4 separate regions of the Homo sapiens genome follow, and all the other regions are linked to region 4. The links are chromatin contacts, found by Hi-C or POLR2A ChIA-PET in ENCODE. All regions are on one chromosome and are shown on one strand. The core of a region is the stretch at or near the end of the contact, and the rest is flanking DNA. Distances in the headings are between cores, read along the strand shown. Region 1 holds the start of ZBTB9 (zinc finger and BTB domain containing 9). Region 2 holds the start of LEMD2 (LEM domain nuclear envelope protein 2). Region 3 holds the start of SRSF3 (serine and arginine rich splicing factor 3). Region 4 holds the start of SCUBE3-AS1 (SCUBE3 antisense RNA 1).

What was found. Hi-C counts contacts between places; a loop is a spot of excess contacts on that map. ChIA-PET counts read pairs that join two places held with the same protein, here RNA polymerase II (POLR2A). Pooled maps may share reads with other maps.
Region 1: a loop to region 4 is called in a pooled map, with 5 times the contacts of the local background. The contact joins the promoter of ZBTB9 here to the promoter of SCUBE3-AS1 in region 4. A Hi-C loop is called at or near these places in 2 of 50 pooled maps. POLR2A ChIA-PET finds 5 or more read pairs at or near these places in 2 of 52 experiments (B cell and Panc1).
Region 2: a loop to region 4 is called in a map of CD8-positive, alpha-beta T cell, with 4 times the contacts of the local background. The contact joins the promoter of LEMD2 here to the promoter of SCUBE3-AS1 in region 4. A Hi-C loop is called at or near these places in 2 of 168 maps with a recorded cell type or tissue (CD8-positive, alpha-beta T cell and naive thymus-derived CD4-positive, alpha-beta T cell) and 9 of 50 pooled maps.
Region 3: a loop to region 4 is called in a pooled map, with 10 times the contacts of the local background. The contact joins the promoter of SRSF3 here to the promoter of SCUBE3-AS1 in region 4. A Hi-C loop is called at or near these places in 5 of 50 pooled maps. POLR2A ChIA-PET finds 5 or more read pairs at or near these places in 2 of 52 experiments (T-cell and activated T-cell).

Annotation. Positions count from the first base shown.
Region 1 is chr6:33,450,801-33,457,130 of GRCh38, forward strand. ZBTB9 (zinc finger and BTB domain containing 9) reads left to right here and starts at 3,776. Exons shown (of 2, transcript NM_152735.4): 1 at 3,776-3,975; 2 at 4,230-6,330. The coding sequence starts at 4,301. The coding sequence ends at 5,722. SYNGAP1 (synaptic Ras GTPase activating protein 1) reads left to right here. Exons shown (of 19, transcript NM_006772.3): 19 at 960-2,889. The coding sequence ends at 1,106. SYNGAP1-AS1 (SYNGAP1 antisense RNA 1) reads right to left here and starts at 3,605. Exons shown (of 3, transcript NR_174954.1): 1 at 3,470-3,605.
Region 2 is chr6:33,785,536-33,792,106 of GRCh38, forward strand. LEMD2 (LEM domain nuclear envelope protein 2) reads right to left here and starts at 3,595. Exons shown (of 9, transcript NM_181336.4): 1 at 2,846-3,595; 2 at 1,199-1,239. The coding sequence starts at 3,581. It overlaps LOC105375024 (a long non-coding RNA gene), which reads left to right and starts at 3,843. Exons shown (of 3, transcript XR_926707.3): 1 at 3,843-6,571. RefSeq lists enhancers at 2,559-3,108, 3,721-3,810, 5,021-5,624 and silencers at 2,761-3,210, 3,251-3,630.
Region 3 is chr6:36,590,293-36,597,234 of GRCh38, forward strand. It overlaps SRSF3 (serine and arginine rich splicing factor 3), which reads left to right and starts at 4,070. Exons shown (of 6, transcript NM_003017.5): 1 at 4,070-4,189; 2 at 6,469-6,676. The coding sequence starts at 6,471. RefSeq lists enhancers at 3,578-3,737, 3,846-4,527, 4,128-4,357, 6,373-6,873, 6,874-6,942.
Region 4 is chr6:35,256,476-35,262,969 of GRCh38, forward strand. SCUBE3-AS1 (SCUBE3 antisense RNA 1) reads right to left here and starts at 2,980. Exons shown (of 4, transcript XR_001744102.2): 1 at 2,815-2,980. It overlaps ZNF76 (zinc finger protein 76), which reads left to right and starts at 3,260. Exons shown (of 14, transcript NM_003427.5): 1 at 3,260-3,366. RefSeq lists silencers at 3,243-3,362, 3,373-3,692.

The DNA.
Region 1 (6,330 bases), core at 2,526-5,025, 1.8 Mb before region 4:
AAGAATAAAGCCAGTTTCTGCTTCCCAGGGATGCAGAGATTGGGGCATGCTGTGTCTGCAGAAGCTCCTAGTCATTTCCGCCATAATTGTGAGAGAGAGGGGCAGCCCTCCCACAAGATTTTTCCCTTCCCATATCACTTCCCTGAATCCCCTTCCTTTCCCCCCAGTACAGTTAAACCTCTCTCTAATTTGGAATGTTATATTTGAGAAGATGGCCACTGTGAATAAGTGACAAACGGAATGACAGTGTCTATTTAATGAAATGCATGTCTTCAAAATATATACAGAACTCGATGAACAAGGCTTTTTCCACTCCTCAGGGAGCATGCATTAATGAATAGATAGGATTCAAAAGTCTGTTTTCTGGTATGGGTTAAATATCCCCTCCTACAGACATATTTCCACCACTAATTTGCTTAGTACACCTTTTCTTCACAGATAAAGGAAAATGCAAGCTCAGTTTTTCTTCAGATTATGAAGAAATTCCAAATCCACAGGGGTTTGGATTAATGAGGTTTTGCTGTACTGCCTCCCCTTATTCCTCAACATGAAGTTCCCACCTCGGATTGGGGATGGGTGGGAGGGGGTTTCAAGAGGAGGAGGGTGGGATGGGCAAGGAATATACACAGGTGAAGCCAGAGAAGGGTTAGGTTGGGGGTGCGGTGGGAACTTGCTGTTTTGATCTGGTTTCCTGGTGTGACACTCTGGGTTAAAGGCTTGAAGGCCCCTGTTAGGAGTCTAGGGGTGAGATTCTCTTCTCTCTGATCCCAGAGGACGTTAACTTCTACTGCAGGTGAGAAACAAAATAGGAGGATGGTGGGGACTGTCCTGGGAGGAGGGGGTGGTCCATGGCTTGTGGTGTGGGCTGGCTATAGGGGAGGCCACTGCTAGGGGACTGGCATCCAGGCCCCCTTGAAGCGTCTCAATAAGTCCGCGCTCTCCTTTTTGGTGTCTTGCAGGAGAGGCAGCTTCCCCCCTTGGGTCCAACAAACCCGCGTGTGACGCTGGCCCCACCGTGGAATGGCCTGGCCCCCCCAGCCCCACCACCCCCACCCCGGCTGCAGATTACGGAGAACGGCGAGTTCCGAAACACCGCAGACCACTAGCCCACCCAGCATCAGAGACCTTCTCTTCCTTTCCTGTGCACCCCACCCTGTAACAGCACCAACCACCAGGATTGGACATCACCGAGGAACAGCGGGATTGCCTCCCCGAATGCCTCCCTGGGAGGCACACTGATTGCCCACCCCCACCACTGCACCATTTCCAGGAGGGAGAGTGGGGACCCTCAGCCGCCCCCTTTTCCTTCCCATTGGGGTGCTGCCCTCTCTTTGACCCCCAGGGACCCTTGCCCCAGGACACCGCCTACCCCGTACAGACCCCTTCACTCCGGGGTGCTATCCCCATCCTCTGCCTCATCGTTCCCCTGAGCACTGGGGGACAGACCCTCACCCCCACCCTGGGGGTGTGGCACCTCCAAACTTTCAACTTCAGGGTGATTTTTTTAGCAGTAACCAGAGCTGACAATCTAACTCCCCTCCACCGCCCCATTTTGGCCTCCCCTGCCCCCCTTGTTATGGGGAGGGGACCCCGGGTGAGGGGGCCCTATTACCCCTTGATTTCTCAGGAGCGTCTGGGGGGGCTCAGCACGCACAAACTCCTTCTCCTTCTACCACTCTTAAATTTACTCCCTCCCCACCCAGAACCCAGATGGGGTGGAGGGGGCCACCGGGGCAGGGAGGGGGCGGCAAGGGGGGAATGGGAGTTGTCTCCCCTTCTCCCCACACCTGATCTGCTCTCGGCTGGTCCCAGAGCGGGGTGAGGGGGCTTATGCCCCCCCCTCCCCCAGTGTGTTGGGTGGGGTGGAATTGAGGTTAGGGTGAGGGGTCAGGGTTTAGGAGGGTGTGTATGTTGGGAGGACAGGCTAGTTGATCTGTCCTACTCTGACACACAGTCCCCTCTGCCCCTTCCTTCTCTCTTCTTGGTCTCTACTCCCAGGGGGAGGGGGGAACTTACTCTAGGAAAAGCCATGTCTCTCTCCCCCAGGGTGGGGGGACCTGTGTTGGAGGAGGGGTGTTGGGGGGCCCCCTTCCATGACTCTGTCCCCTGGGGGAGGTAGGACAGGGCTGGGCTTCCCTCTCATCCTCCCCCTCCCAATCTCCTTCCACCTCCCTCCCTCCCGCCAGCTCCACGATTTTTCGGTGTTTCTCTGTACATAGTTTTCTGGCGGGATAGGGGAGGTAGGATGGATGGGGTTTGGGGTGGGTAGGCCATGGGAGGGGAGAAGCCCCTCCTTGGCACCCCCTCTTCCCTGACTGCTGTCCCCTACCCAGCCTTGCCCCCTTCATCCTTTTGCGTTTGGTATTGAGACTCTCCTAGACTCTACTCCTCTTTCTTTTGTATGGACAGTTCCCCTTCAGTCCCATCCCCCTACACATACACCCAGCCGGGGCCAAATTTATACTTATATAAAAGTTGTAAATATGTGAAATTTTATCCCTGTGCCCTTTCCCCACCTCAGGCCCTACCCCTGGACCCTCCCCAACCTTCCTTCTCTCTTCTTTGGCTGTTGTAATTATCTGGGGTTTGTACTGTACATATCCGGGGTGTGTGTGTGTGGGCTGGGGGCAACCCTTCTGTACAGAGCTTCCTGGCCCCCTCCCCCCCCGCCCCTCTGCTTCCCTCCCCACCCACCACCTCAAGGGTAGGGAGTTGCTCTTCCTACCTGTTTTATTTTGTTTTCTCGTTCTCCCTCCCCACCCCACTCCCAGCCTTATCTATCCCCCCTCACTGTCCCCTTTTCTCCACTCCCAGCCCCATTTCCTTTTTTTCTGGAGTGTGTGGTGAAACAGAAAAAAACATGTTTAATAAACGGAGATTGTTCTTTTATCGCTGTGCCGACTTTCTTAGGCAGGGCTCTCCAGACCTGTACGGTGGTAAGATCTGCTTTCTGAAAGGAAGCTGACAGCCTGAGAGGAAAACCGTATATCCCCACCTGATGCCACACTCTCCTCATAGAATGTCACTCTCCCCTCCCAATGAGATTTTTTATATTTTAGAGCAGGAGTTTTGCACCGGCCAAACTTCTCCAATCTAACTCTCCCCTCACCACTGTGTCACTTAGTCCGAGGCCAGGAACAGCGGCGTTATCTGATAAAAGAGTTCATGTATATATCCACATTTATCTCTTTTAAAAATTACCTAGAAATAAGGTTTCTTTAATTGCTGGTTAAAATGCTCCCGTGCAGAAAACAGGAAAGAACCTGCCTGGTTCCTTAGCAAATCTGAGTTCCAGTCCCAGGTCCACTACTATTAGCTGAGTGACGCTTCCAGCCCGTTTCCCCCGCCTGGAAACTGAGGACGGCAACCCCCACCCTCGCAGGGCCGGTGGGAAGACACAAAGTGATGTGGGCAAGTGCCAGGCCCACATGGTAAGTACCCAACTAATCTCGCCCCTCTCAGGACCTACCGGGGGCGGGTGCTACACTTAATCACCGGGAAACGCAGCTTTCCGGGGCGGCTGACGGCCCACCCCCTCCGACCGGGCTGTTCTCTCCCGGGCCCTGCCTCTCGGTCCTCTGCAGCGGGGAGGACTTCAGCAGCTCCCCGGGACGCCCGTTGCGAGGACACCCTGGGCCTGTGCCCTCCTACTAGCACCGCCCTCCTCGTCTGCAGTAGCCAATCAACACGAGGCTTGTAGGCTGCCGTTCCTCGATTGGCTACGGCTCTAGCTCCGCCCGCCGCACTTGGCGACGGTGTCCGGCGGGGAGGCGGCGGCTTCCGGTCTGGGACGGAGCTGTAGCGGCACTGTAACTGCGAGGGCAGCGCCGCGTGTGTAACGGCGGGGGCGTGTCGGCGGGAAGGACAATCGGGCCGGGACTCGCGGTGTCCGGGTGACCGCGGCTTCCCGGGAGCAGACCTCTGTGGGCACTGTGAGGCGGAACGGAGCGGCGGGGCAGGAGCTGTTCTGGGCAGGTGAAGGCAGGCTGGTGGCTGAAGGACCTCCTTCTTATCTTCCACAGGGGCTGGAAGTTAAAACCCCTGTTGGTGTTTAGTGGTGGTGGTTGTTGTTGTTGTTTGTTTTTGCTTTCTTGGTGTGCGGGACTGATTTGCAGAAACCGCCACTGACTTAAAAGTTTCCAGTTATTGCTCGTGGGGAGGGGGTTGTTTGAGAAGATGTGGCTCCCTTTATCCAGGGCTTCTGTGACCTCCATCTTTTTCCTCTGCAGCCTTCATCCCGCGTGGAGTCTACCCCCAAGCCCTTCTCCTCTTCCCAATTCTTGTCACCTTCGAGGAGGCCATGGAAACCCCAACACCTTTGCCGCCTGTACCCGCCTCCCCGACCTGCAACCCAGCCCCACGGACAATCCAGATCGAGTTCCCACAGCATAGCTCGTCTCTGCTGGAATCTCTGAACCGCCACAGGCTAGAGGGAAAGTTCTGTGATGTGTCCCTCCTGGTGCAGGGCCGGGAACTTAGGGCTCATAAAGCAGTGTTAGCTGCTGCCTCTCCTTACTTCCATGACAAGCTGCTTCTGGGGGATGCGCCTCGTCTCACTCTACCGAGTGTCATTGAAGCCGATGCCTTCGAGGGGCTGCTCCAGCTCATTTATTCAGGGCGTCTCCGCCTGCCACTGGATGCTCTTCCTGCTCATCTCCTTGTGGCCAGTGGCCTTCAAATGTGGCAGGTAGTAGATCAGTGCTCAGAAATTCTTAGAGAATTAGAAACTTCAGGTGGTGGAATTTCAGCCCGTGGAGGAAACTCCTACCATGCCCTTCTTTCCACTACATCCTCTACAGGAGGCTGGTGCATTCGCTCTTCGCCTTTCCAGACCCCAGTACAGTCCTCTGCTTCTACTGAAAGCCCTGCTTCCACTGAGAGCCCTGTGGGAGGGGAGGGAAGTGAACTGGGAGAAGTGCTGCAAATTCAGGTGGAAGAAGAAGAGGAGGAGGAGGAAGATGATGATGATGAGGACCAGGGGTCAGCCACACTCTCTCAGACTCCTCAGCCCCAGAGAGTATCAGGGGTTTTTCCCCGTCCTCATGGACCCCACCCACTGCCCATGACTGCTACTCCCCGAAAGCTTCCAGAGGGTGAGAGTGCACCACTTGAGCTTCCTGCCCCTCCTGCACTGCCCCCCAAAATCTTCTACATTAAGCAGGAACCCTTCGAGCCTAAGGAGGAGATATCAGGAAGCGGAACTCAGCCTGGAGGAGCAAAGGAGGAAACCAAAGTGTTTTCTGGAGGGGACACTGAAGGGAATGGGGAGCTAGGGTTCTTGTTGCCTTCAGGGCCAGGGCCAACATCTGGGGGAGGGGGTCCATCCTGGAAACCAGTGGATCTTCATGGGAATGAAATCCTGTCAGGGGGTGGAGGACCTGGGGGAGCAGGCCAGGCCGTGCATGGGCCTGTGAAGCTAGGGGGGACACCCCCTGCAGATGGAAAACGCTTTGGTTGCCTGTGTGGGAAGCGGTTTGCAGTGAAGCCAAAGCGTGACCGGCACATCATGCTGACCTTCAGCCTTCGGCCTTTTGGCTGTGGCATCTGCAACAAGCGCTTCAAGCTGAAGCACCATCTGACAGAGCACATGAAGACCCATGCTGGAGCCCTGCATGCCTGTCCCCACTGTGGCCGTCGGTTCCGAGTCCATGCCTGTTTTCTCCGCCACCGGGACCTATGCAAGGGCCAGGGCTGGGCCACTGCCCACTGGACTTACAAGTGACTGCTGAGGCTATACACTAGCTTCTAGAACAAGATAACCACTGCTGCTGATGGATACTTTTCCCTCACTGCCATGGCACACCAGTCATGGATCTTGTAATCATGCCAAGAGAATAGATACATTATGGACCTCTTGTTCTTAGATATGGGCCTCTCAGCCTGGCAGATGTGGAAACTCAAATTTCTCGTCCCACTCCAGGTTTTGGCTAGCCAACCCTGCAGGAAAGTGGTTTATAGGCCATTCATACTTAAGTTGATCACTTGCCCATGGTGGACATTTTTGTGGTGGTGATGTCCATTAAGGAAACCAGATTTTCAATTATTTAGTGAGAGAAGAGTTAGAGCAAAAGACAGTGGTAAATGTTTTATTCCGTCTCCATGAGGAATTGAAGGAGTTGGTCTCCACCTAGAGATACATTTGATTTACAGCTTAAGTAATTCAGAGGCTAAGCTCTAAGCTTTTTTCTCTCATTGCTGGAATGATTTAAGCAGAAGTCCTTTTGTGTACTTTTAAAATTGTATCTTTCCAGGAGCCCCTCAGATTGTACCTTGCTTTCTCACCAATAGACACCTTCCCGACACTTTTTTAATGTTGTAGCTGAGCACTTT
Region 2 (6,571 bases), core at 2,345-4,844, 1.5 Mb before region 4:
ATTCACTTGTGGGTCTGATTCATTTAGAGATGTGAAGGACCAAGAAATAGAAACCATGGAACTTTTTTCTAATTAAAAGACAAAACTAACAGCACTGAGAAGTCTTACAGAAAGTTATTTTTTCCTGTTTTTGTTTTAAGTCTTCAAATTCCAGTTTCCCCTCTGGCTGCCTGTGTTTCTGGGCCACTTCCTCTCATCATCAACTACAGTTTTTATGATAGAAGGCAGATTAAACTTACTATGAATCTGTTTTTACAAAACAATTGGGAAGCAAAGATATTTGGTGGATGAATCCAATAAATGGATGTAATAAAACACCCCCAACTATGACACACCCGAAGCCAAAGAGAAATAAAAGCCGTTATCTGCACCAGGATGCCCCCTCATTTACATGAGTAAGACAGTCAATGCAGGGCTGGCCAGAGGACCATGCGTCATTTTCTTTCCCAGCCCCTGGGCTACTAGAGATGTTAACTAAGGACTTGGGAGGCCAGGCATTGCACACTTAATTAGACTACTAAGTCATGCCCTCTGGCAGCACAAGACTCCTCCTGGTACAATTTAAGACCTGAAAATTTACTGCCCCATATCTTCTCCAGACTGTCACCAGAAGCAGCATCCCAGCTCCTTGATAATGCTGCTTTCATGATTCATAAATGGATGGGGCTGCTCGCCATATTAGAGCTTCATAAAACAAATCTAAATGTAGACTAAGAGGGCTAATTCCACTTAAGATGTGTTCCAAACAAACTCCCTATGTTTCAAATCAGAACAGCATTTTCAGAGCCACAGCTGCACCACTGGAGACAGAGAATGTGGAATTGAGAACTTGGCCTCCTGATGCTTAGAAACGCCGGCCCTTCCTCCCAGTGCCAGGGAGCTTGAGGGTCCTTCAACAACAACCTACTGCATCCCCCTAGATTGACTCAGGCAGATCAAAGTCCCCGATGCTACATTTGATGGGAAAGTGTCCATAACAAGCCCAGGGTTGGATTTTGGGAGGTCAATTCTATTTCAAGTATTCCTTCACTGCCACAATTGAGCCTGACAAGAACATCACAGAACACAATGTGACTCTGGTACATTACAGGAAGCACTCCCTGAAAATGATCCTATTCTTTTTCTGGGGAAGTTTACCTCCTGATGGAGGCTAATATCCTCAGGAAGAATAATAAAAACCAGAGAAACTCAAACTCACCTCATCTGTTTTTCTCTCACAGTCCACTGGCAATAACTTCACTGAGACCAAGAAAAGAAACACAGAGGAAATTAAGTGTGGGTTGAGAAAGGAATACAAAAAGAGACTACTCACAACATTTGGAGGGAGTAAAGCATTACCAAGCCAAGGGTGGGGATTAGAAAGATGTCATCTAAGGAAGGCACTTTTAAAATGCAGACAGCAAAATGTAAGGGTATCCAAATCCTGGATTAGGAATTACGATAGCTGGGTCCTTGTCCCAGCTGAAAATGATTAGCTCAAGTTTCTTGGGCAACTCAACCACTCTGAACCTCTGTCTCCTCGTCTGTAAAACGGGATCAAATGGGCCTTCCCTGCTTAACTCAGGGAGTTAGGCCCAAACAAAACAAAATATAGGAGTTTTGTAAACAATGATATGTTAAACAGAGATTAACACCGTAATGGGAGGGGAAGTCCAGGTAAATACCAGCATACATTCTAGCGCTGTTGTCTTAAAGCATCTCAGCAGTGAGTACCAGTGTGATACTGTTTGACATCACCAGTGTAGTTATAGTACCATGACACTCCCAGGTCTCCTTAATTTCTCTAGCAGGTCGACAAACTATTCACATAGTTGATAAATGCTCTCATAGTGGGGAAATCATTTGGGTGTTTGCACACGAGTCTGTTAATACCCTTGCCCACAGACTTGTACACTCCCAAACATCCATCTGCCACACCAGCTAAGACATACTTTAGCTTTTTCCTGTATTTTGGCAGTTCCTGCTAGGCATGAAAGGATGTGGCCTTGGCTGGAAGCTGGGAACAGTATTAGTCACATTCGTGCTTTGTAAAGAGTATTAAAAGTTGGTGAACTACAGTGGCCCTTTATACCTAAATGTATAATGAAATGATCTCTATGTTTCCTTTCAGAAAACACACAATCCTCAGCTATTCCGGATACATACTGTATCCTGCAGACCTCTCATTGGCATATCTAACCATGTAACTTAAATGTGGCCAGAAGGATGGCTGTGAGCATCCTTGAGTCGTAGTCTCTCTCTTAACACACTCCATGAGGGTGCTACAAGCAATGATAAGGGCCTCCAGTTGCGATCAGTTTAACCTGTCTGGCAAGCAAGGCTGGTAGATTCTCCTGTTGACAAAGCGGCGGCCCTGTGATTCAAAGAAGTGGAGAGTGGACTTTTTGGTGCTACAAAGGTGGGACCCCCAACCAGATCCTATCTGTGGGCCACTGAAATCTGGAGTGCCTTCAAACAGGCACTAAATGTGTAAGCCAGAGGTCAAAAGGGAAGAACCCAAACGGATGGGGTGAATCTGTTAGAGGGGGGTGTGGCTTCCTCTCCAGGGAGAAAACCAGAGGTTGGAGGAGCAGTGACTACAGCTTGTGATTGAAAGGGAGACGTTAGAAGGGAGGGCTGGGGCAGAAAAGGAGAACAGGAGAAAGTGAAGGCAGAAATTATTGCAGATGCAGGAGCCTTGGCCCTCTCTTCCCACAGCTGGAAGAAGGCAGGCCTGGAAATGAGAAGACAGTCAGAGGCAGCTGACAAGGCCGGAAGTGCGCGGCCTGGCGCCGACAGGAACGGGGGGTCCTCCGGCGGACACACGCGCGCCCAGGGCCCTCCCCTGCGCCGGCCCAGGACGTACTGTTGTCCTCCGCCTCCTGCGGCGCTGAGGGCTTGCCCATCTTCACCCAAAGGATGCCCAGGAAGACGAGCAGTAGCCCTAGGCTGGCCCAGAGCAGAAGCCGAGAGAGCCAGCGCTCCAGCCGGCGCCCCACCTCAGGCCGGGCCCTCGCCGCGCCAGCAGGGCCCGCTCGAGTCGCCCGCAGGCCCGGGCGCGGGTCGGGACCGAGGAGGGAGGAAGGCAGCCGCGCCGGGGCGGGAGACGCTGCCCACCAGCGGCGGGCCGCGAGACCCGGGCCCTGCGTGGCCCTGTCGGGCGTCCGGGCGTCCTCGTCCTCCTCGGAGCTGCCCCGGACCGAGGCGCGGCGCCTGAGTTGCGCCGGGCGGGCAGGATAGGCGAGGCCGCGGCTCCCTACCCAGGAAGCCGCGGAGGGCCGGATATCACCGTAGGCCCCAGGGGTCGCGTAGGCCGAGCCCGAGGCCGGCTGGGAGAGCCAGGGCTCCGCCCGCGGAGAGGCCGCGGCGGGCCGGGCGCGCAGCGGCGCATCCTCGCGTAACCGGGCCTCTTCCCGTAACCGCTCCTCGCCCCGCGGCCGGGCCTCCTCCCGCAGCCGCTCCTCGTCGCGCAGCCGGGCCTCGCCCCGCAGGCGGCGCAGCTTGTTGCGGTAGACATCCCGGGTGGTGTCGGTGATGGGTCCTGGCTGGAAGCCCAGGGCCTGCAGCTCCCGCCGCAGTTCCAGGTCCGACAGGCCGGCCATGGCCAGGACGCCGCCCCCCGCCCGCCCCTGGCGCGCACCGCACCCGGAACTGCTCCCTCCCGCAGGCGCGGCGGAGCGGGCGGGGCCACGCGCCATGATGGGAAGGTCGGTCGCCATGTTGGGAAGGTCTGCACTTGGCCTTTGGTCGGCCATGATGAGGCGGTCTGACGTGGCTCTTAGAGCCGCCATGGTGGGAAGGTCCAAGGGGGATTAAATTTTTTGTTTTGTTTTGTTTTGTTTTGTTTTTCTCTCTCTCTCCGCTCTCCCACTTCCCTTTGTTTGTTAGATCAAGCGGTATTAATCTCTGAGTCCTCCAACCCTAGCTCTGCCTCTGGCAGGTGGTAAGCGTTCAGTAAAGTCAGCGTTGATTTAATAGATGAATTGCTTAATGGTGAACGAAGCCACTGCCACGAATGGAGAGACAGGATGATTTGCCTCTCTGGGCTTGGGGACTGATGTGTGATCCGGTTTTATTTGGGTCTTAGAGTACACTCCAGGCATGCTCCAAGACCCTGTCCCGACTTCGGGCTTGTTAACTGGGCGACACTGAGCACCAAGTAGGTGCGATCCCTGCCTTAGGACAGACACTGGCCCCCAAGGAGCGCCAGCCTGGAGGAGACGCAGCATCCATGGTGGAGGCAGAGGAGCAAAATGCCCTTGGGTTCGAATGGGCAGTTGAGGCTTCTCTGCGGAGGGCCTGTGTCTGCGTAATGGGATTTTTACAAGGAGACATGGGAGAGAGAAGACTCCAGAGATACACGGTCTTGCAGCCTCACTGGTGGTTTAGGTTGTGGGCTTTGGAGCCAGACAGTTCGATTTCAAATCCCTACTCACAACTATTAGATGTGTGATCATATTCAATTAACATTGTTAGCCTATTTGCCAGTAAACCTCAATAGAGTTGCTGTGAGGATTAGAAGAGGTAGTTTGGCTAAGGTGCTTGGGACAGTGCCTGGCACACGTTCATGCGTGTTTATACTTAACCCACATCTTTGCAGTGTCAGTGCTGTGTAGAGCCTCCCACAGGGCAGGTGATTTGGTTACATGAAGGCTCTTAGCAGGAAACCCCTAAGGGAAGCAAGGGAATGTGGCAACTGGAAATAGAACCAGTTTATAATCTTCCTTCCACATCCCTCAACTCCCATTCCCAAACATTTATTGCCGGCCCAATGGGTTCCATCCATTTCTACCCCTGCCATTCCATTCTCCCCTTCCCCCAGGCCCCTCCTCCCTGGAACTGCCCCGTATCTGTCCCAACAGCCCCCTTGCCCATTCCCCACTTTATTCCCTCCCCTCCCTGACACCCTGGGCAATGCTATGCTCCTCTGTCTGGGTTTTGCATTCCTGCCACTTGCTCCACCTCAGGGGTATTCAACACTGGCCACAATTGCTGGGAAAATGACAGCCTCGGCTTGGTCAGCTTCCACTGTTAGCCTCCCCATCTCCCCTGACTTAGCTGCTCCCATGTGGTGTGATTTCTCTCACCAAGTGTTGTTTTCCTTTTCCCTGCATGTGTTTGCACAGAATGCCATGAATTTGATATAGTGATTGCCTAACACATATACCACATAATAGTATTTTATTTCTTTCTGAAGCACTGTTTGCATGACAAATGAGTTGGTAACATTTGTGCAACTCCTTGCAGCTGTGCGGTTCAATATATAAAGAATGAGCCTTTCGGCATCAGTACTGGCCCCATGTATTCTAAGAGGGCTTGAAACTAATGCTTAAACAAAGTTATCGTTACAGCATTTCACAGAGTTATGGTCTATTTTATAACAATGGATCTCAGGGCGATTTAAAAATATGGACTGAACTGGAGCCACCCCCAGTGGTGGCACGCAATGTGGGCTTTGTCAGCTTCCTTGTGTTTGGGGACACTGCTGCCGCTCCACACACGTAGGGTCAAGTGGCCCACAGCCCCTCCCCCAGAACCCTGTTGTCTTCCCTGTGGTGTAGAACCCACTGTGCTTGGAGTTGTGGCCTTTGGCCACCCATGGTCAGCCCTTTTACCTCCATTGTGGCTTCTGGCTGTGGATGGCCTTGTCTTGCAGGATCTTACAGGCAGGCCTTTGGATGTGCACCAAGGGGCACCCAGTGACCACTTAACTGCAAATTTGCTGATCAATGCTCCCCTTCCCCACCCCCTCTGAGAAGGAACCTCACAAGTTAGTCAGGCGTTCCTCCCAGTTTTTGGGCCTTTCCATTTCATCCTGAATTCCCAGCTCCAGTCACGTTCCTGCCCAGATTTATAGCCCCTCTTTGGTTTAGTGAAGTTGGCGTGTTGCTTTTTGCTTTCCTCCACACAACCATCCACATGCTGCCCTCCACTTGGAAGGGCTCGACCTCAGCTCTTCTTTGCCACTGCTGCCCCTTCGGGAGCTACCCACGAAACCTGCCAGGGCTTCTGGCAGCCAGCCTTTCTGTGCCTTCAGCCTGGCTCTCCTGCTGGGCCTGTCCATGGCAGGAAGGCTTATTGTAAAGAAAAGGGCAATATTGCAAAGTCAGAGGCTGCTCTGCATGCCCTCCTTTCTCATCACTTTGCTGTGGGTTTTTTTTTTAAGGTGAGCAGCAGCTTAGGCTGTGGTCAGTCTTCCTGATGTATTAAAGGCAGAAGAGGAAAAACAAGCTCCAATATCTAAATCTACTTAGTAACCACATCCACACATTTATCAGAGGTGAAGGGCTGCTCTGAGCACGCTCTGGATTCCCGGGGGGCTGCCATACTCCCTTCCGTCCCGTTGACCTCTCTCTGTCTTGGCAGAGCCTTATAATAATCACAGCCATAAATCTTTTAGTGGGTTCCATTCTCTTCGTCCTCCTGCAAAAAGCCCTGCACACATTTATCAGGTCCTCAAAGATACTCAGGGACCACGGAATCGTCCTTGATCCACCTCATGGAGGGCCTCACGTATTGCCTCAGCTATTCAGGGCTTCCTTCAAACTACATTATAGGTGGCATTACAGTGGGGGCAGGGCACCGGGAGATT
Region 3 (6,942 bases), core at 2,820-5,319, 1.3 Mb after region 4:
ATTTCCCACCTTGCAGTTCTCCTTCCCACTGTGTTGGGTCTACCTCAGGCTGCTTCTTCCCTCCTGGAAACAGGCTGGCTGCCCCGGCTCAGGACTGTGCTAATCAGGGGAAATAGCACACCTCTCTCTGGTTGGCCTATGAACAGTGCTGGATCAGCAGCTGACTGGTCTGACTGGATTACTCATCCTCATTCCTAATGGTGGGGGAGGCACAAGGGAAGGACTAAGAACTTGGATGATTTAATTAATCCAGAATGGTTACCTCCCTACCCCTGAAAAAGAGGGGTGTAGGACCCAACCACATTCAAATCAATAATATGTACTACTGTGAGAAAGGTGGTTTCCCAAAGAAAATCAAGAGATATTCCTACAACATATGATTCCCATTCTGTGTCTGTACCAAAAACCCTGATATGTCTCCTTGAAGCTTCAGGTAGTCGAGGGTCCAGACAAGAGTAGTGGTCGTATAAGTTTAAAGGAATATTAAAATACTCCACAGGACTAGGTGTGGTGGCTCCCATCTGTAATCCCAGTACTTTGGGAGGCCAAGGTGGGCAGATCACTTGAAGCCAGGAGTTCGAGACCAGCCTGGCCAACGTGATGAAACCCCATCTCTACTAAAAATACAAATATCAGCCTGGCGTGGTGGCGCATGCCTGTAGTCCCAGCTACTCGGGAGGTTGAGGTAGGAGAATCGCTTGAACCTGGGAGGTGGAGGCTGCAGTGAGCCGAGATGGAGACTGTGCCACTGCACTCCAGCCTGGGTGACAGAGTGAGACAACAACAACAACAACAACAACAAAAAACACCTCTAAAGCAAGTGGATAATTCATTTGTCTGAAGTCGCTAGAAGATGAAAAGTTGTGGATGGCCAGGGGAGGTTCAGAATGTTTTTGTTACTAGAGGTAGAGGGATTAAGAGAGTTCCACTGAAAGACAACACACTTGACTAGACTTGACTAGCACCACACACAAAAACAAACAAACACACAAACAAAAAACAGGAAAAGTGGTGGGAAAGAATGGGAAAATGAGATGGGAAAAGAAAAATTTTAAAAGGCCAGCATTTATTTATTTATTTATTTATAAGACACGGTCTCATTCGATTACACTGGAATGCACTGGAGTGCAGTGGCACGATCTTGGCTCATTGCAGCCTCAACTTCTCAGGTTCAGGCGATTCTCCCACCTCAGCTTTCTGAGTAGCTGGACTACAGGTTCCCATCACCACGACTAACTTTTTGTATTCTTAGTAGAGACAGGTTCTCCCCATGTTGCCTAGGCTGGTCTCAAACTCTTGGTCTAAAGTGGTCCACCAGCCTAGGCCTCCCAAAATGCTGCGATTACAGGCGTGAGCCACTGCACCCAGCCGGCCAGCATTTTTAAAAGCAGTGATTGTGCCAGATGATTTACATACATCATTTCTCTTAATTAAATAATTTAACAGCCCAGCACAGTGGTTCACGCCTGTAATCCCAGCACTTTGAGAGACTTGTTTGAGGCCAGGAGTTTAAGACCAATCTCAGGAGTTGGATTGGTCTCGAACAACTCAAACAACTCTCCCAAGGTGGTAGAATCGTTTGAGGCCAGGAGTTCAAGACCAATCTGGGCAGCAAAGTGAGACTCCTCTACAAAAAAATCAAAAAATTAGCCAGGCATGGTGGCTAATTTTAACCCATGAGGTCCAGCCCACGAGGTCCAGGTTGTGGTGAGCGAAGTTTGCTCCACTGCCCTCCCGCCTGAGTAAGAGAGCAAGACCCTGTCTCAAAAAAAAAAAAAAAAAAAAAAGGCCAGGTGCCGTGACTCATGGCTGTAATCCCAGCACTTTGGGAGGCAGAGGAGGGTGGATGGCTTTGAGCTCAGGAGTTCTAGACCAGCCTGGGCAACATGGTGAAATCCTGTCTCTACAAAAAATACGAAAATTAGCTGGGCATCTGTGCTCGCGCCTGTGGTCCTAGTCGTTGGGGAGGCTGAGGTAGGAGAATTGCTCGAGCCCGGCAGGTGGACGTTGCCGTGAGGCGAGATCGAACCACTGTACTCCAGCCTGGGTGACAGAGCCAGACCCAGAGTCTCAAAAATAAATAACTAACTAAAAATAAACAAATATGTATTGCTTGACTGCTGTATCGTTTCCAAGCCCTGGGGATGCAGGTGTGACCACAATTGGCCAAAGTGACAAAACCTAACATCTGTAACGCTGCAAGCCTGGGGTTATTTTATACAGAGGAAATAGAGAGGTTAAACGTTCTTCTCAGGATGCTTCAGCCAGTAACTAGCAGTGGGGGCTGGGGCCAAATCCAGGACTGCCTGACTCCAGAGCCTTTGATTTGATAGAAGGAAAGAAAATGAAAAAGAGGAGAAAAGCTTACATAGAGGAGGGGAACAAATCAAGGCAAATATAAGTGAGCCAGAAAAAAAAATCTAGACGAGAGAGAAATAAGAAAAGGTTTGCTAGGATCCCCTTCTCCCCTTTTACAGGTGAGGAAACTAGGCTGAGATGTAATAAATCTGTATTTTTTTCCTCCACTACAGATAAACCTTTTAGAACCACAATAAGAGGTAAGGCTTCAAAAGAAAAATACCTGGGAAAGTTAAAACATATTAATTGGCTGGCCGGGTGCTGTGGCTCACGCCTGTAATACCAGCACTTTGGGAGGCCGAGGCGGGAGAATCGCCTGAGGTGGCGAGTTCGAGACCAGCCTGACCAGCATGGTGAAACCCCGTCTCTATTAAAAATACAAAAATTAGCCGGGTGTGGTGGCAGGTGCCTGTAATCCCAGCTACTCGGGAAGCTGAGGTAGGCGAATCGCTTGAACCCGGGAGGCGGAGTTTGCAGTGAGCCGAGGTCGCGCCATTGCACTCCAGCCTGGGCAACAGAACGAGACTCCATCTCAAGAAAAAAAAAAAAAGAAAAAAGAAAAAAAAAAACATAATAATTGGCATATCTTTCAGCTAAGAGGGAATAAATAAAAAGACAGGTTCTTTTTCTCTCTTTTTTTTTTTGTGCAGTGGTAGGATCTCAGCTCACGGCAACCTCCGCCTCCTGGGTTCAAGCGATTCTCCTGCTCTCAGCCTCCCAAGTAGCTGGGATTACAGGCGCCTGCCACCATGCCCGGCCATTTGTATTTTTAATAGAGACGGGATTTCACCATGTTGGCCAGGCTGGTCTTGAACTCCTGACCTCAAGTGATCCGCCTGCCTCGGCCTCCCAAAGTGCTGGGATTACAGGCATGAGCCACCGCGCCCGGCCCTTGGTGATTTTTCTAACCCAATCACAGTCTCTCTCCCCTTAATTACTCTTGCGGCTCTGTCTTCGTAAGGGAAGTGGCCCGGACAAAATACATGCCAGGCAGTGCAACGGCTGCTAGGAGAAAGGCTCGAGATACCCCTCCTGGCATTTGCTTGGGGGCCAGAATTTACATTCAATCTTCTTCAGAAACTTCCCTTTCCGGGTGTTTGCTAAAGGTGATAGTTTCCAGGTCACCTGACCGGTCTCCTTTGCTGTCGGCGCCAAGTCCTGCAAGTTTGCTTGAGAGACGAGAAACCAGCAAGAGTTGGGCAAACTTTCCAAACCAGGCTTTTCCTTCAGTGTGGAATCTAGGCGGCCACAGTCTGGTGCCAGCTGGGTCACAAACAGCTCCGTGACCTGTTTGTAAACGCGATGCTCTTAGTTCCAGACTAACCGCTCACAAGGGTGAAGCACTTAATTAATTCATCTCTTAATCTTGTTAGGGGCCAACGGCTCCTATTAGTGTTTGAGCGTGACGGCGACGGTGCTGTTTATGAAGCCCTAGCCTATTTGGAGGTGAGGAAGAGGAGTCTGTGGGTAACCTGGAGGTCGACAGACCGGGAGGAACGCTCGAGGGAGCACCAGGCCTGTTACAACGAGCGCGCGCCGACGCACGTCTCCACCCACCCGGCGCAACCGCCAGAGCGCGCTCCCAGCAACCGCGGCTCTCGCTGCGTTTGTAGCCATACGTCACGGCCTCTTCTGCTTCTCATTGGGGGAGCCCGTCCAATCATGTGATTCCAGTATGGCGTATAAATAAAGGCGAGGAGAAGGCGGTGGTCCGCCATTTCGTGGACGCCGGGTGAGTGAGAGAGTTGGTTGGTGTTGGGCCGGAGGAAAGCGGGAAGACTCATCGGAGCGTGTGGATTTGAGCCGCCGCATTTTTTAACCCTAGATCTCGGTAAGAGACCAGCGAAAGAGGGAATGAGGTGGAAATGGAATTTAACAGTACCAAGGAGCCAGGCCCAATGGCGGCGCCAGATTGAGACAAAGAGGCGCCGCCGCCATTTTGTGACGTTCAGCACGGGGCGGTGGCGGGGGCTCCCGGCCCATCGGAGGGTTTCCTAGTCTTGGAGTGGAAGTCTTTATATTCCTCATTGGGGCATGAGCCAGGATGGGGGTTACCTGGGAGTTGGGAACCACAAAGGGGAGCCGATAGCCGAGTTGTATTCCAGGTCACGGCCTTTTTATTTTTATGGCGCCTTTTTTTTTTTTGGCCCCTCATTTAATTGGGAAGCTTCTCAGAATGTTTTTGTAAAGTCACTAACCAAGACCGGACCTTTCAGTTCATATTAAATGGCCCCCGTAGTCACCTTACTTTCATGTAGTTTCAGATTTTGCAGCCTGAATCTAATCACCTTTTTCTAAGACCGAAAGATCTTCCTTGAACTTAAGATTCGTTCTTTCATCGCTTCCCATTAAAATGGAGGCTTAAGACAGGTGCCAGCAGTGTTTTTAAAAATTTTCACCAGTGGTTTGGTCTTAGAACTTACTCCTGGGCACAGGGTGTGGTCACGGCAAATAGGATGTGTCTGGACTGGATATTTTAATTAGACAAGCCCAGAGTAAGAAGAACGTGGTGTTTATGGAAAGCACTTCAGCTGAATTATTGAGTAGATGGTTTTTATGTAATTGAAACTGGTCTACAAGTTTATCAGATTCATCGTCGAAGTGACTCAGTAATAAAGCTTTATCAAATACAAGTCCGCCAAGGAAGAACAAAAAAATAAGTCCCCAAAGTGCAGTAAATTTTTTAGTAGCAAATATCTCTTTGTAATTTTTTATTAAAGTGAAATTATCTTTAAGTGGTATTTAGTATATTCAGTGTTGTGTAATCATCACTTACACGTAGTTCCAAAACATTTCCGTCACCTCCCCCCGCAGGAGACTACTACCCATTGAGCACTTACTCCCAGATTCCCTGTCCCCCTTCCTCTAGTCCCTAGCAACCACTAATCTTCCTGTCTCTCTGAACTTAGCTATTTTAGATATTTAGTATTTATGGAATCGTGTACTTTTATGTCTGGCTTCTTTAACTTAGCGTAATGTTTTCAAGATTTTCCAACGTTGGAGGATTTGTCAGTACATCATTCTGAATAATACTCATTTTATGTCTATACCACATTTTGCTTATCCGTTTCTGTTGATGGACATTTGGGTTAACATCTTTGGGCTACTGTGAATAAGTGCTACTATGAGTTTACATTTTTTAAAAAACTGTAAAGTTGGTCTCGTTGCTTGATAAATTTTTACCGCGTAAGACTCTGGTCTATCTAATGACATTTGATACTAGCCTTGTTCCTATAGTTCCAAATGACCAAAATAGGCATTTATTTATTTATTTATTTGTGGTTTTTTTTTGGCGATGGAATCTCGCTCTGTCGCCGAGGCTGGAGTGCAGTGGCGCGATCTCGGCTCACTGCCACCTCCGCCTCGCGGGTTCAAGCGATTGTTCTGCCTCAGCCTCCCGAGTAGCTGGGACTACAGGTGTGCGCCACCATGCCCGGCTAATTTTTGTATTTTTAGTTGTGACGGGGTTTCACCATATTGGCCAGGCTGGGTCGAACTCCTGACCTCGTGATTCGCCCGCCTCGGCTTCCCAAAAGTTCTGGGATTGCAGGTGTGAGCCGCCGCGCCCGGTCCATGGGCATTTTTTTAAAAGTGAAAATCGTTGGCCTTATTTTTATTAAAGCTGGTAAGTTTTGGCTTATGTAGGTACTTTGAATCGCTTGCCTGGTAGTATAACCTTAAGGACTAGCTTTCTTCATCATTGTTTTATTTAGTTTTGAGTCCCCAACAGAATTCTCTTCTGTTTTTCTAGAAATGCTTTATTTTGGGGATTAAATGAAATAACAGGTTAAGTCTCTTAACTCACGGCCCAGATGGTGGTAAATGCTCCTCCAGTTGTTCTCAACGTTCCAAGGAAGCTGTTTTTTTCTTCACTAATTGCTGGCTTCCTGAGGGTTAGGAGTAAAGATAATGGGGCGGGGTGGCGGGGGGGGGGAAATGGGTGCTTAGCAGTAACATTTCTTGTTTGGTTTCTAGCATTTTTGTAATTTTTTTTTCTTTACGTGCTACCTTAAACTCTCTTGTCCTCTCTAATGGAGTTCTTTCTAAGGATCTGTGGTTTTAACTGTAGATGTTTAGATGAATGAATATTTTTGGTATTTTTCATTACAGAAATGCATCGTGATTCCTGTCCATTGGACTGTAAGGTTTATGTAGGCAATCTTGGAAACAATGGCAACAAGACGGAATTGGAACGGGCTTTTGGCTACTATGGACCACTCCGAAGTGTGTGGGTTGCTAGAAACCCACCCGGCTTTGCTTTTGTTGAATTTGAAGATCCCCGAGATGCAGCTGATGCAGTCCGAGAGCTAGATGGAAGGTGATTTAATGATTACGCTGATAAAAATGTGTTGCTTGTGTTTTTCATATTTAAAATCTACAGGATATGTGGCTCTTAGATGGCTTTCCCAATCACTGGCCAATTGTATCTTTAGATACAATTGGGATCTTTTTTTTTTTTTTTTTTTTTGGTGGGGAGACGAGTCTTGCACTGTCACTGGGCTGGAGTGCAGTGGTACAGTCTCCCGCTCCCCGCAACCTCGGCCTCCGGGGTTCAAGTGATTCTCCTGCCTCAGCCTTCTGAGT
Region 4 (6,494 bases), core at 1,730-4,229:
GGTAATATTAATCCATGAATACCTGAACTAATTGGGGAGAAACACCATATTTCTCATTAACAGATGCATTTTCAATAAAAATTGTACTTTTTAGGTTTCACAAGTCATAAAAATGTTAAAAATATTTAGGAAAATTTAGTATTTAGTAATATTTAGTAAAAAAAAAAAGTTTAGTAAGTTATATACTAATGATTACAGGAAGTGAATGGAATTCAAAGTATAAGGAGAAAGAGAACCATATAAAATTTCTGTTGAAGAGCTTGTTCATATATTTTTAAGTGGATGATGGTAGGCATTAGATTTTTAGGGTACTTGGAATCCACCGGATACTTTTTTTTAATGTGAGACAGTCTCACTCTGTAGCCCAGGCTAGAGTGCAGTGGCACGATCTCAGCTCACTGCAACCTCCGCCTCCCGAGTTCAAGTGATTCTCCTGCCTCAGCCTCCCGAGTAGCTAGGACTACAGGTACGCACCACCATGCCCGGCTAATTTTTGTATTTTTAGTAGAGACAGGGTTTCACCATCTTGGCCAGGCTGGTCTCGAACTCCTGGCCTCGGGATCCGCCTGTCTCAGCCTCCCAAAGTGCTGGGATTACAAGCATGAGCCACTGTGCCTGCCCTGCCAGATACATTAAGAATGATGTAGACCAAGTGTGGTGGCTCATGCCTGTAATCTCAGCACTTTGGGAGGCCAAGGCGGGCGGATCACGAGGTCAGGAGATCGAGACCATCCTGGCTAACACCATGAAACCCCGTTTCTACTAAAAATTAGCCAGGCATGGTGGCGCATACCTGTAGTCCCAGCTACTCGGGAGGCTGAGGCAGGAGAATTGCTTGAACCTGGAAGGGGAAGTTGCAGTGAGCTGAGATTTCGCCACTGCAGCACTCCAGCCTGGTTGACAGAGCGAGACTCCGTCTCAGAAAAAAAGAATGATGTAAGTCTTAGTTTAAGATGTCAAAATTTGAAATTGTATCCTCTATAAGTATTTAAATTAATGAAGGAAAATTTAGGTATCAACTTAAAAATGAACAAGAGGTACATAGCTCTTCAAAATTCTTTTATGGGTTCATTCTAAAAAATGTCTGAAGATCACCAGCCTATATGTTGAGTGGAAGGGATAGGAGAGAAACTGCTAGCAATGGTCTTCAATACTGCCCTCCAAAATATCCTCACCAATTCTCCTGAGAACCTGAAATTACCTTCCATTAGGATCATTACTTCAGATTCAGACACTGTTTCCCAGAGCTCTTGTTAAATGTATAATTGCAGAGGTGACTGGCCATCAGATTACGATCCGTAAGGAATGTGAGAAAAGACAGATATATATATACAGAGAGAGCTATGGAAAAAGGGTGGTTGGAGAGGGACAAACTCAGGTACAGCCTGAGTTCTATTCCCTGCGGTATTTCTAACCCTCAATTCATATTATAAGAGGAGCTACTTAATCTTCTCTCTGTATCTATAAGGTACTTTTTCTTTTTCTTTTTTTTTTTCTTTTTTTGAGACGGAGTCACACTGTTGCCCGCGCTGGACTGCAATGGTGCGATCTTGGCTCACTGCAACCTCCGCCTCCCGGGTTCAAGCAATTCTCCTGCCTCAACCTCCGGAGTAGCTGGGATTACAGGCGCCCGCCACCACGCCCAGCTAATTTTTTTGTATTTTTAGTAGAGAGGGGGGGTTTCACTATGTTGACCAGGCTGGTCTCGAACTCCTGACCTCGTGATCCGCCCGCCTCAGCCTCCCAAAGTGCTGGGATTACAGGCGTTTAAGCCACGGCGCCCGGCCTATAAGTTATTTTCTATGGGAAATAACTTGTCAAACTTCCACCAAAAAGGAATGGAAAGAGGGCAGCATAGTGGCCAGGCAGTTTATTTCCATACTAGGAGATACAGAAGGGATTAATTCTAACCGTAGGAATTCTAACCATCAAATGTCACTCACTGGCCTACCTAAACTGAACTCTGGTCCCAGCCAGAACAAGTCAGGAAGAGGGGATGTCTAAGACCGAAAGGGGGGCTTTCTAGTTAAGCTCTTCAGGCAGGAGAGGAAAAGGATGCCCGCATCCCCAAAGACACCTTTAGCTACCACAAGCCCCAAACCCCGTACTTTGTAACTGTGTCTAGTTTACGTCCTTTAAAAATTATTCTTATTAAGTTAAATTGTTTTCGGGGCGGGGAAGATACAAAAGAAACCAGTTAAAGTCTGAAAGGATAGAGAGGGGAAAGTTTCTCACCTCATTCTTCCAGCCACCCAGTTCCTCTCCTAAAAGGCAATCTTTACCAGTTCCTTCTCTAACGCCCCTCCTTTTTAATTTGATTTTTTACCGAAAGCTCGCTCCCTTTTAATTTTCCCTCAGGTTTCTGAAAATTTCCCAATCGCAGCCCCTCCCAGCAGGGAAATAGTAAAGGGGCTTGGTTTTTATGTTCAACCCAAAGCAAGCCTACAAAAGGGAGTAGTCGGTTTCGAGCCTGACGGTGGAGCTGACGCGGGAATGAGAGAGAACCTGAGAAGACCGCCAGGGCGCCCTCCCTGCGGAGGCGAGTCCCTCACCGCCCCTCTACATCGTCCTTTTCAATAAGGAGCTCTTAATACCTGCAACTGCTTCCTTCAAGGGGTGGCTGGAAGATCAGTAGGCAAGGCCTGCGGACTGCGCACCTTAAAGCGCTTCGGGACCGTAAGACAGTGAGTGCTGAGCGCGCGGCCGGGAAGAAGCCTGGAGGCTCTGAGCTCGGAGGACAGAGACCGAAGCCCCAGGGCCTGCGTCCCTCACAACCTGCGCCTCCTGTCCTCCCGCGCTACTCCCGAAGCGCACCTTCTCGCCCGCAGGCCGCAGAAGTGATGACGCAAAGCCCTCGGGGCCTCCGCCACCTCCTCACGCTTCTGCTGGACCGAATCCTTGGAATGGACAGGTAGCGGTTCCCGATTGCTATAGCGACGACCCGGCTCCGAGCCGCGCCCAGGCCCTGACCCGGGCGTCGTGACGTCAGCACGCCTTCCCTGGGCGCTCAGCCTCGCTGGCCATGCGTCACCCCGGCCTTGGTGGGGGCGGGGCTCCGAAGAGCTCGGTTCAGATCCCGGCCGCCTGGGCTCCAGGAGCCCCGGAACCAGGATAAGTTGGATGGCTGCCGCGGCGAAGCGGGGGGCGGGGTGGACCGTGCCCGGTATTTTCTATACGGGTTCCGGGGCCCGGTAGAGGCGCGCCAAGAGGAAAGGAAAGTGCGGCGGCCCTGGAACCTGGATATCGCGCGAGGCAAGCTGCGCGCGGGCGGGCGGGCTATGGCGCAGGCGGGTTGTGGGGCCGGCGCTGGTGGCGGGGCCCGGTGCATGGCGGTCTGTCGGCGGAGTCGCCCTCGGGGGCTGTCAGGTTGGTGGCTGCGGGAGGAGTGGGCCAACCATGCCCAGGGCGGGAGGCCGGGCGGGCGCAGGACCCCGGGAAGGTCCCGAGCCCGGCGTGCCCACCTCCCTCCGGCCCTAGCAGGGCGGCCTGGCCGCTGGACCGCGGCCGGGCCCCCTCCCCCACCCAGGGTCCCTGCCCCTCTTTTCCGCCTTGCGGCTCCTCCCCCGTGACTCCCAAACCTCACCCCGTGACGGCGCCCGCCTCCACCCTTGTGACCCCACACCCCACCCACTGACCCCAAGACCTCACCAGGTAACCGTTGGTTATTATTCATTGGCTGCTAACCCAGGAATTTCCCCAGCACTTCTCAGAGACCCACCAACCAGTGACTCCCTCAGTTTTAATCCGGTGACTCACATGACCCTGAGATCCCCACACTCCTCCTTAGTGACCCCCAAACCTGGGTAACCCTCCTGGCCCAGTAACCCCCCCGATTCTACCTTGTGTTCCCCACAAACTCGGTGACTCCCCTCAAAACTCTGCTGGCGACTCCTAAGCCCTACTCCAATAGTTTTCCACGCACTCACCTTGTACACAACCCTCAGTATCTTTATCCTGTAGCCGTATGACCCTCGTTCCACGTCTGCCTTTATCCTAAAATCACCCCCACTGGCATCTCTCTCTGCGATCCCAGCCCTTCAGTGTCAATCAGCACATGACTTACAAGCGTCCAGCACCTTTCTGGTGCTAAGGAGGATATAGAGATTAATATGAAGTAGTAATAATTGGAGGCATCAGAGAATTCTGGATCAATCCAGAATCCAGTCAATCCAGTGTGTGGTCCCAGCTCTGTCACTGCTGTGCTTTAGGGACCTGTGAGAAGTCCCCTCCTCAGTCTGGACCTCAGTTTCTCATCATGACTGTGATGAGGTTGGGTTAGATGATCTTTGAGTTTCCTTCCGTCTGTGAAATTGTGAAATTATGCAGTTCTCAGTCAAGATAATAATTTTTTGCAATCATTTTTGTACCCCACCCTGGAAATTTCCTCTTGTAACCTCATCCCAGGATCTGCTTGCATCATGAACCTTACTCCCTCATTCCCGGATCACCCTCTTCACTCTTCATAGTGCATACCCATTTCCCTTGATCAGGCCCCATCAGTTAACATGTTTGCAAAGCAGTATAGCAGAGTGCTTCATTTGGGGGCATTGAGTTCATAACAAACCTAGGTTCCAGACTGATTCTGGCCCTTCAGCTATGGGACTTTTGGTATATTATTTAGCCTGTCTTAACTTCAGTCTCCACCTCTGCGAAGGGAGAAAATAGTAGTGCCTGACATAACATATGTAAAGCACCGGGCACCATGCCTGGCTCATGGGAACCCTTAGCATAAGCTGTTGTTAGAAATGAGAAGCTGCTATGGATCTTACTCTGTCCTGAGTGCTAGGGATTTAACAGACTGAACATGTGGCCCATACCTTGCATTATGTTGCTACTACTGACATCTTGGAATCCCTATCTTCTCATCTCTGCTGTAGCCTCACTTCTCTGGTTCTTACCCTGATTTTGCCTCAATAACGATTGGCTTGCTGAATACCTACTGTGTGCCAAGCTCTGGATATATAAGTTAAATTTACGTCTCAACAGCCCCAAGAGTTAATTATTATTATATCCACCATTTTCCCTTCCCATATTTTTGTTTGGTTGGTTGGTTGGTTTCAGAGAAATGAACCAGAAACTCTCACAGCTAAGTAGCAGAGCTAAGATTTGAACCCACAGTTTAAAAAAACAAAACAAAACCCTACTCCATTGCCTGTCTTTCCCCCAGACTTACTCAACCTCAGCTCCTTATTCCTTATTTTCTAGTAATTCCTAAATACAACATCAGCTCGTTCCTTGATCCCTAAGGTTTCTGTTCTTGAGCTCCTAGCCTCAAGAGATCCTCCCACCTTAGCCTCTCAAGTAGTTGAGATTATAGGCGTGAGCCACCAAGACTGGCCCTGACCCCCAAGGTTTCTATTACCGTTTGCCATGTAACTTGGTGACTTTCTCATCCTGCTGTTCATGACTTTTGATCTCATATCCCCTGAAGCCCCTGCACCTTGTAGGGGAGGGAAAATATCTTCTTAGGTTCATGGCTTAGGCCCCTATAACAACAGATTTAATAAGAGAAGATTATATACATTTATTTAATGTAAGTTTTATGTGACAGGAGCCTTCATAAGGAAATGAAGACCTAAAGAAATGATTAAACTTGTATATTTTTATACTAGATCTGATGAAGAGTGGATAGTTGTGGAAAAATACAAAAAGGGTAATATCAAATAGTAATAAACTGGGAGAAACTTAGCAAGGCCTGTTTGTTCAGACTCTTCTCTGTGTCCCTGTGTCTTCACAGATAAGGGTGCTTCTTTCCTCTGAGTATAGGGAGGGCACCTCTTTATGAGGAGGGTATTATGACCTGCTTCAGGGGAAAGTCAGAAAAATCCTTCCTAGGTTTTGTGATCTGCTTCAGGGGAGAAGAGCCTCAGAGAAAGTGAGAGTGACCTTCCTACTGCCATTTTCTCAAGTTGCCATATTTTGGAGTAGTGTCTTGAACCCAGTCAACTTCTCTCTTCATCCTTTGCCCAAATATCTCTTGTTCTATGAATCTTTGACGCTTCCAGCCCTTTCCCTGTGAACTCACTCACCATACAGTGTCTCCCACCTCACTGGCACTTTACCCCAAATCCTTTCATCTTGTTAAGTCCCTTAGCCCCAGGAATCCACAAGTCTGTATGCTCTAAAACCATCTAGCCCAGTTGCCTTTCATCCTATTTTTTAGTCTCAGTGTTCTACTCCCACCACCCCACCTTCTGCCATCCTCAGCCACATTCTGTGACCTGAAACCTTCATATAATTTGTCCTTCATTTAGTGACCTCTTGATGTGACTAGCTTCAATGGAATCGGCTCCTTCCATCCCAGCATGAAGCAATCCTGTATAACTTGCACACCCTCCCATTCTAAGGCCTCTCCTCTCATACCCTTGCCCAGTATCCTGTGAGATCCTGCCTCTCAGATTCCTCCCTCACCTTTTCAAACCCGGATTGTCTTTCACCCTTCCACAGGGCCTCCTCTTCCTGCCTTCCTCTTATTTGTCCCCTCAGCCATCCTC